Regions from separate parts of the Homo sapiens genome. Here region 2 is linked to region 1. Evidence: read pairs that join two places in POLR2A ChIA-PET (ENCODE). Cell type or tissue: PC-3. All regions are shown on one strand. Each heading gives the region's core, and the rest is flanking DNA. Links, peaks and the distances in the headings are about the cores only.

The links. ChIA-PET counts read pairs that join two places held together with the same protein. Peaks named below come from ENCODE experiments on the same cell type or tissue, not always from the same donor. Only the 100,000 strongest peaks of a DNase experiment are listed, where the experiment ranks them.
Region 2: POLR2A ChIA-PET joins it to region 1 with 7 read pairs; 1 of 35 experiments calls an interaction of 5 or more read pairs at or near these places.

Annotation. Positions count from the first base shown.
Region 1 is chr2:225,024,618-225,028,617 of GRCh38, forward strand. The region is part of intron 1 of DOCK10 (dedicator of cytokinesis 10); the gene reads right to left. Among named protein-coding and RNA genes, the nearest start is that of DOCK10, 16 kb to the right of the region's middle. In PC-3, for the core only: no CTCF peak of the experiment used is centred there; a DNase peak (open chromatin) is centred at 1,794.
Region 2 is chr2:225,663,110-225,668,671 of GRCh38, forward strand. All of the region lies in intron 7 of NYAP2 (neuronal tyrosine-phosphorylated phosphoinositide-3-kinase adaptor 2), which reads left to right. Among named protein-coding and RNA genes, the nearest start is that of NYAP2, 270 kb to the left of the region's middle. In PC-3, for the core only: CTCF peaks have their summits at 2,414 (motif pointing right) and 2,651; a DNase peak (open chromatin) is centred at 2,422.

The DNA of each region.
Region 1 (4,000 bases), core at 1-4,000:
GGTGGCTCATGCCTATAATCCCAGCACTTTGGGAGGCCGAGGTGGGCGGATGCCAGGAGTTTGAGACCAGCCTGGCCAACATGGCAAAACCCCATTTCTACTAAAAATACAAAAAAAAAAAAATTTAGCCGGGCATAGTGGCACATGCCTGTAATCCCAGCTACTCAGGAGGCTGAGGCACAAGAATTGCTTTAACCAGGGAGGTGGAGGTTGCATGAGCTGAGATCACGCTACTGTGCTCCACTGTGAGCAACCAATGAAACTCTGTTTCAAAAAGAAAAAAAAGAAAAAGAAAAAAAAATCAAAAAAACATTTTGATTCATGGTTACCACAGGGAAGGGATGAACTTGGGAAAGGGAGAAGCTGACGGAGGTCTGCAAAGGTATTGGTCATGTGTATTTCATAAAATTAATTTTATTTGTATTCTTTAAGGAGTAAATAAACGTTCTAGGAACTCATTTATAGAAAAAGTAGAAAACAAGTATTTGCCACATTAAGCAGGTGCCCAGTGCAATGCAAGCTCTCTGGGCTTTGGTGGAGATCAGGGAAGGATTCTTGAGGAGATATCGAGTGAGAAGAATTCTGAGTAAGAATCGTGAAGGAGTCCTGTAGGCAGGAGAAAGACCAAATTAAAGGGCTGTGGCTTAAAGGAAGATGTTGCATAAGGGGTACTTGAAGGTGGTCCCTGGGCCTTTGACCCAGGCAGTAAGAGGACACTGGAGTTCGAAACTCCTAGATCCAAGGTGTTCCATGCTAGCAATGGGACATTTTAATATGTCTCCATATTTCCCTCAGCAAACTGGATAATTCAGAAAAAATCTAATGCACAATCTAATATGACTCACCACAACTAGAAAAAAATATTTAGAAATGGTAGAAATGTTCAACAGCTAAAAATTCCAATGAGAAATGATAGGTTGTGCATTTTAAAAAATAAAGAAATCATGGGCCTAGAATGCAATTTTCCTCACAATCACATTTCATGAAAGGCAATAATTAAAATGGTTAGTTTTAAAAAGTCCCTGAACCTGTTACATTTTCTCAGAAGCATTGGACCGAAATGCCTGGGCTCTTGTTTCCAAGGCTAGGTAATATTCAAAGCCCTTCAGTTAAAAAAAAAGGAGGATAATGCCATACTGCTCCCCTTTTACTACAATATTTGCAATGCATTACCCTTTCAAAATTGACAAGTTATGGTTAGAACATTTTTTAAAAACCATACATATGCATATACATCTATCCATCCATCTAACCAAGAATCATTTATGAAGCTATTATAAAACTCTCTGTCTGGAAGCAATGAGATAATAACTAAATAATTACAATAAAAATTAATTAAGGTATTCAAGAAGTGTTATGGAAATACAGAAGAGGAAGAGACTAAGTCTGCCTGTGGACTCAGAAGAGGGTAACAGAAGAGGGGCAAATTAGTTGGGTCTTGAAAGGCAAGCAGGAGCCGAACAAGAAGAGAAAAAAGGAAGTGTCCTCTGGGTAGCTGGTGGCACGGGCCTGAGTGGCATCCTTGGGTAATGCCCAGAAGCTTGAGTGGCTGAAGTGTGGCAAAGGTTGGAGGAAAGAGAATACTAGAAAGTGAAGCTAGATGCCAGAAAGGTAGGCTGAAACCAAGTGAGATGTAATCCTCTGAGGGCAATAATCAAGAACATTAGCAGCATTCTGGCAGGGCTATATCATGATCAAAGCTGTGTGTTCACAAGATGCAGGCAGAATGGAGGGTGGATAGTTGCCTGGGGAGAGACAGGAAGACAACTAGTGAGAAGGCTGGAAGGAAACCACAAGGACATTGCAAAACACTGTCTGGGGAAGAAATACTGAGTGACTTACATAAATCACTAAGGTCAGGGAGCTGTCTGAAATATTTAGGAGGTAGCCTTGCCAGTACTTGGAGCATGAACTGATGTGGAGTGGCCAGGGGTGGAAATAATTGAGCATGGTTTTAGTTTGAGATTTCCTGGATCCACTGAGGTATACAACTCAGGAAATAAGAAAAGCAGATTTATGAAGCAAGAAACTGTGTTAGATCTGGATCCTGTTGAGTTTGAAGTAATTGAGGAACTTCAGGACAGAGATATCAATGGGCAGAGCTCAGAGATGTGTGAAAGGGTGAAATCACCTAGGGGGGGTTTTGTGGGGAAGGCAGAGAGAAGGGGGTCTAAGATTAGATCCCTTGTACATCCTAACATTAAAAGCCCATTTTTCCTCAAATTGTTCCATGGATTGAAAATATATTGAATAATACTTGATCCACTCTTCTGTGACCAGATATATAGTGAATCTCTGTTTATTGATGAATCAAAGATGTCTTTTTGAATCAAATGCCTGTGTTAAATGGTTCAGACTATCTTTCAGAGTAGTGATGATTGAGTCCCCATACACAACTTATAGTCAGCTTGTCAGGCCCCGTACATAGAGCACGTGGTTCTTCCCACAGGCTCCTCAGTACACAGTACTAGGGAATATATGGAGAAAGAAGTACAGAGCCTTGTAGGTCTGAGATCCGTCATGGATGAAATGTATTCTCACCTAAACAAAATGATGAGGCCTGGTCAGAGACAAAGCCCTACACAGACCTCGCCTGCACACCCAGACCAGGCCCCACTAGTCACCTTTCGTGACAGTCTAGGGTCTACTGAATCACAGTGAGATCATTCTGAGATGTTCACGCCCAGGCACAGGAGCACAGAGGCAACTGGACAGCACTCTCCTTGGCCCGATGACCACTGTAATAATGAACACGGATGTAGCTTCAAAACTCTGAAGCATGTTATCACTTGATCCTTGAGATGGTTTGGATCTATGTCCCCACCCAATTCTCATATCAAATTGTAACCCCCAGTGTTGGAGGTGGGGCCTCGTGGGAAGTGATTGCATCATGGGATCGGTTTCTCATGGTTTAACACCATCCGCCCTGGTACTGTGGTCATGATAGTGAGTCTCACAGGGATATGGTTGTTTAAAAGTGTGTAGTGCCCCCTCCCTCTCTCTCCTTCTCCTGCTCCTGCCATGTAAGACGCCCCACTTCCCCTTTGCCTTCCTCCATGATTAAAAGCTCCCCAAGGTCTCCCCAGAAGCAGATGCCACCATGCTTCCTGTATAGCCTGTGGAACTGTATGTGAGCCAATTAAACCTCTTTTCTTTACAAAGTACCCAGTCTCAGGTATTTCTTTATAGCAGTGGGAGAACAGACTAACACAATCCTCATAAGAATTTTGTGTCTACTAATTTTACAAGGATAAAAGCTAAGGTCTATTAACTTAATCAAAGCCACATAAGCAGAGGGTTAGATTTAAGAACTGTCTCTGGTATTCTATAAAAGATAGTTCCTTCCGCTTTGTTTTAGGATCAGAAAGCAGTGCCTCGGGAAGAGTTAGTCCTTTTAATCTTTTAATGCACTTTCTGAGCATTTTTATAATAGGCCCCACAAAGATGTCCACACCCTAATCCACAGAACCTATAAATATACTCATTTCCATGGAAAAGGGGACTTTGCAAATATGATTAAGATGGAAGACCTGCAGATGGGAGATTGTCCTGGATTATCTAGGTGGCCCAATCCAATCACCAGTCCTTCAGTGGGAGAGGAAAGCAGAAGCGTGGGTCCGAGGGGCGCAACATGTGAAGAACTTGAGCCATCACCACTGGCTTTGAAGATGAAGGAAGGAGGCCAGGTTTAAGCAATGTGGGGGCCTCTAGAAGCTGGCAATAGACCTCAGTTTGTATCCAGCAAGAAAATGGGGACCTCGGCCCTACAGTCTCAAGGAACTGAATTCTGCCAACAGCCCAAGTAAGCATGAGACAAATTTTCCTCTAGAGCTCCACAAAGGGTCACAGCCTTGCTGATACCTTGATTTTAGCCTGGTGAGACCCTCACCAGACTTCTCACCTACACTACGGTAGGATAATACACAGATGCTGTTTAAGCGCTAAGTTTATATAGTCTGTTATTGCAGCAACAGAAATCTATTAAGATCCTTTGTATCTC
Region 2 (5,562 bases), core at 859-4,858, 640 kb after region 1:
TTTTACTGTAAGCATGCATGGAGCACTAGGGAGAAGCAAGATGGGCCCAGGAAACCAGTACAGAAGGGGACTGGGGCCACTCCAGCATCTTTATGATTTGTGCTTTTTTTCTCTTGAATCCAAACAAGTCTCGCAAGATGACTCTGCAGTTTGATCACAGGTTTAGCATCTCTCACCCATTTTCCCAGCTCCAGCCTCTAAACTCACCCTCTGTTCCCAGATCCATTCTTCACAGCAGCAAAAGAGTGATTGTAGTTGAGTTCCTCCATGCAAAATACTTAAAGGTGCCCACTGCCCACAGCATGAATCACAAACAACTTTGCTTGGATTTCAAGGCCCTGTGTGACCTGGCCCTGGTTTTCCTGTTCAGCTTCCTTATCCATTACCTGCCTCCATTCACCTGCTACACCTCAGGTTCATCCACACACCCACCACAGTTCTTTCTCACTTTTTTTTTCTTTTTTCTGAGACAGAGTCTCACTGTGTCACCCAGGCTGGAGTGCAATGTCATGATCTCAGCTCACTGCAACCTCCGCCTCCCAGGTTCAAGCGATTCTCCTGCCTTAGCCTCCCAAGTAGCTGGGATTACAGGTGCACACCACCACGCCTGGCTAATTTTTGTATTTTTAGTAGAGACGGGGTTTCACCATGTTGGCCAGGATGGTCTTGATCTCTTGACCTTGTGATCTGCCTGCCTCAGCCTCCCAAAGTGCTGGGATTACAGATGTGAACCACTGCGCCCGGCCCTGTATCACTTTTAAATATTCCTGGCATGCCTCCAAGAGTTGCCTGACTCTTCCTTCTTCTTGGAACACCCTCCCTAGTCCTTGACTCCTGGCAAACTATTGCTTATTTGTCAAGTCTGGGATCAAGTGTGCTCTCCCATCCACAAGGCTTTTTTATCTTTCCCAAGCAGCTCTCCCTTCTCTGTCTCTTCCCTGTACTTACTGTCATAACCATGAAAGGCCTTATTTTTGCATCAGAGAGGAACTCTATTACACAGTAAAGCAGTGTGGGGAAAGTCAAGTTAAGTAAATTTTGCTACTATCTGAGTTTCAAATTTGCTGATGTGCACCGGAAATTGCAAAGCGAGGGATATAATATTGCTTATGTTTCTCAAATATATCCAACCATGGAATGCTTTTTGCATTTTTCCAAGGAGCATGTATGGATTCCAAAAATTCAGCTTATAATTGTTTGCATTAGAATGGAGGCTTCTTGAGGGCTGGGAATGTCTATTTTTATCCTGGAAATCTCTTGCTGTCTCAATACATATTGAATGAATAAATAATTGCTAACAGTGGAAACGGATTAGTATGTCATTGTATCACTGTTATAATAACTTGCAGACACATTGGGACTGTTGACTGTGGCTCTGCACACAGTCATCACATAGGCCCACCTCAGCTAGTTACTTACAAGTTTTACCTACTTACTGAGGATGAGAGAGAAAAATTAGAGAATAGAACTGAAATGCGGCCGGGCACGGTGGCTTATGCCTGTAATCCCAGCACTTTGGGAGGCAGAGGTGGTTGGATCACGAGGTCAGGAGATCGAGACCAGGATCATCCTGGCGAACATGGTGAAACCCCGTCTCTACTAAAAATACAAAAAAAATTAGCCGGGCGTGGTGGCGGGCGCCTGTAGTTCCAGCTACTTGGGAGGCTGAGGCAGGAGAATGGCGTGAACCTGGGAGGCAGAGCTTGCAGTGAGCTATCACGGCACTGCACTCCAGCCTGGGCGACAGAGCGAGAGTCCATCTCAAAAACAAACAAACAAACAAAAACCCCCAAAGGTTTATGAATATTAGGAGAAACTATCATGGAAACAATTCTAGAAAGACATTCCATACTCGAGTGATACAAGTATATATTTAAGGCAGAACATGAACTATGATTGGAGTAAATTAAGACATTTATAGTCTCTGAGAACAGAAGGGATTATGAAGCCTTCTCTCCACAAATAATATAGAATTTTACCTTTGCAAATAGCACAAACCTTACATAATTTCTCCATACATTTTACTTAACTTTATTTAGATTTTCTCTTTACAAAATTTTGCATAAGTTTATTGAAGCTGAACTTTGCTCTTTTTTTTTCTATAGTTCTGCCCTGGCTTTGCTGAGCAGGTTCCCTAAACACATGGAGACCTCCTCCTTGGGTGATTTAGCACTTGTTACATGCCCATAGAATCTTTAAAAATACTCTTGCAGCTAAATTCAAATACAAAGGCAAAAGAAAAAAAAATGTTTTTAAGTGTGAACACCCCCAGTGACAAACAGCTGTTCACTACTACAGTTTATTGAACCGAAAGAAGGTCTCTCCCCTTCCTGTCCTGCTGGTCTTCTCAATAGGAGTCACAAAAATGGAGCGTTTTAACACAACTGGTGAACAGTCTCATGAGCTGCGTGAAGATTTGCTAAATCTGCCAGGAGAGGGCAGCACACCACCTTTCCCTAGCTCCTTTTTTTTTTGAGACCAAAAAAAAAAAGAGTTGGAGACCAGCCTGACCAACATGGTGAAACCCCGTCTCTACTAAAAATACAAAAATTAGCCGGGTGTGGTGGTGCGTGCCTGTAATCACAGCTACTCAGGAGGCTGAGGTAGGAGAATTGCTTGAACCTGGGAGGCAGAGGTTGCAGTGAGCTGAGATTGTGCCATTGCACTCCAGCCTGGGCAACAGAGCAAGCCTCCGTCTAAAAAAAAAAAAAAAAAAAAAAAAAAAAAAGCCCACCACCCAGATAGACAGGAGGTAAGTGAGGCAAACGAGGTGGCCTAGAGTAGAGCACATCACGACCTTCTTTCCTTCTTATCCCACTCCCTCCCTCTCAGCTATTCCCAGGGGCTTTGGGTGGAGTGGCTAGACCTGGGGAAAAAGGATACCCTGGAGGATGCTGTTAGGTGCACACTTTCTAATGCTGCTCTGGCAACCTTAGATGCCACAGCTCTGAAGACCATCATCTGGGGTCTTGGCAAAAGGGTGGTGTGTGTAAAATTAACTTTCGGCCAATTTACCTTTTTCTTCTCTCTCCAAAGTCTCCATGCGCTAAAGTCACCTACTTTAATGCCAAATTGTTCACCCCATATGTCCCATGTCACCTATGTAGCCTACCTTCTCTTGCACCACCAAGCAAACACCAATAACTGACATATATCACTGTCATTGACATTTTGCAGTCATCAACATTAGTACTTGTTGACAAAAAGAGTCAAACTCTGTAAAATATTTGAAGAGATTTATTCTGAGCCAAATATGAGTGACCATGACCTGTGACACAGCCCTCAGGGGTCCTGAGAATATTTCCCCAGCGTGGTCAGGGTGAAGCTTGCTTTTATACATTTTAGGGAGGCATGAGACATCAATGAAATACATTGAAACAATATATTGGTTTGGTTCAGAAACGCGAGACAACTCAAAGCTTGGGCGGGGTTGGGGGGATGGTTCCAGGCTACAGGTAAATTTCAACATTTTTTGATTGATAATTGGTTGAGTTTGTTTAAACACTTGAGATCAATAGAAAGGAAATATTCAGGTTAAGATAAAAGATTGTGGAGACCAAGGTTCTTTTGAAGTCTTAAAGTGGCTGCCCTTAGAGACAATAGATGACAAATGTTTCTTATTTGGACCTTTAAAAAGTACTAGATTCTTAATCTTTTCAGGATTGGGAGGGCCTGAAAGAAAAAGATCTAGCTACCTTAATAGAGATTCTTTACAGATACATATTCCCCCCCCTCCATGCCCCCCCACCCCCCCAACACACACACAGAGGACAGCTTTGCAGGACCATTTCAAAATACAGCAAAGAAACATGTTTTGGGGTAAAATATTTTGACTTTCTTCTTTGTCATGTAATGTTATGCCAGGGTCAGATTGGAAAGTAAGTCACGGTATATAGGGTTAAATAAAACCATTCTGATGAGAATTTATGGTTTGTAGGGCATGACTCTCCAGACCCGTTAGATAGGAATTTGTGCAAGCTAAAAAAATCAGAGCTTAGTCCTCAGACTTCAGAATTTATAAGTTGCCTTCCTGTATTCAGCCAACAAATTCTTGTTGTGTACTGCTAAACACCAGATATTCTGCTAGATGCTTGAGTTTGAAGATGGTTGATATGACAAACTCCTGTGTTCAAAGAAATTTCAGCCTGATAAAGAAGCCAAATACGTGTGTGTGAATATATAAATATAAATATCATATATATTTAATAAGAGTGGGTGGGAGGCCTTTACAGTCAGACATAAGACAGTTTACAAAGGAGTGAGAAGTCTGAAGTCATACAATTTGTCAGAGAAATGCAAGCAGTTTAGCATTATAGGATTAACAAATGTTGAGGTGGGAAAAATTGTAGAAAAATGATTAGGGGATGAAGAGCATGTGGTAATGCTCTGGGAGAATTAGGAACCATAAGCATGATCATTATTACTCCCATTTTGAGGAAGCTGATTCACGTAGAAAGTCAAGTCAACAGAAATTTGCTAAGGAGCTGTCTCCTTTTAATTTAAATTCTGATTCCCTGAGATCATCTCACTTAAGCCTCAGATGACAGGGGGATTGTAGAAGAGAGCCCTTCCCTGAACAATTAGCATTACAAAAGAGGGCATTCTTAACCCAAATGAATCTTCAATGGATAGAATACCTAAGAGCAATCATTTGTTTCATATTTTCCTTTTGAAACTACTTAATAGAGATACCTTAATAGAGATGCTTTACAGATGCACGGTTGGAAGACTAGTATAATGTGTGTGCTTTTAAACACATACAGTTTTTTAAAATAATGTCACTTCATTTCTGAATATTTGAACATGACTATCCTAAGACCGAGTGTATTCTTCTAAACAATCAAACTCAAAAAAGCAGTCAGGTAATTTATAATAATTCACTACTACCTACTATCATCTAATATAAAGGGAATCCTCAAATCTCTACAAGGGCCCCAATATTATACCCCTCCCCAGTCTGGGATCCAATCAAGGATACGACATTACATATAGTTTTCAGTTTCTTTCTTTGTTTCTCCAAATCTCCTGAATCACAAATACTTCCCAACCTCATTAGTCTTTCAAGATAAGTGACATTTTCAGAGTCCAGAACGATTTTGCTTTTTTTCCAGAATGTCCCTTTGTCTGATTGTTCTCTTGTGATTAGATTTGAGTTCACCATGCTTAGCAAGAAAACTACATGTGATGACCTTCTCCAAGAGTCACACAGCAGATGACATCAGTTGGTTTCATCACTGGGACTGATGTTTGAACACAACATCAATAAGACTCTCTCTAGATTTGTCTACTCTATATACTCTGCGTACCAGGAGACTGAGGCCATGGGGGCTGCCTCAGATTTTCCATTAGAGGATCAGATCAGTGGATTGAGTATATTATGTTTCTTGTATTTTCTCTTAGAAAAAGAAGAAATCTAATTATGTTTTATCGATGTCTAAATATATTTGACCTAATGTTTTCTCATGTGACCATCACAACAGTCCTGCAAATCATAATCATTATCCCATCTCTGATGAGAAAACTGAGAAACAAAAGGCCAAGTGAAATCTCAAGTTCACAGAG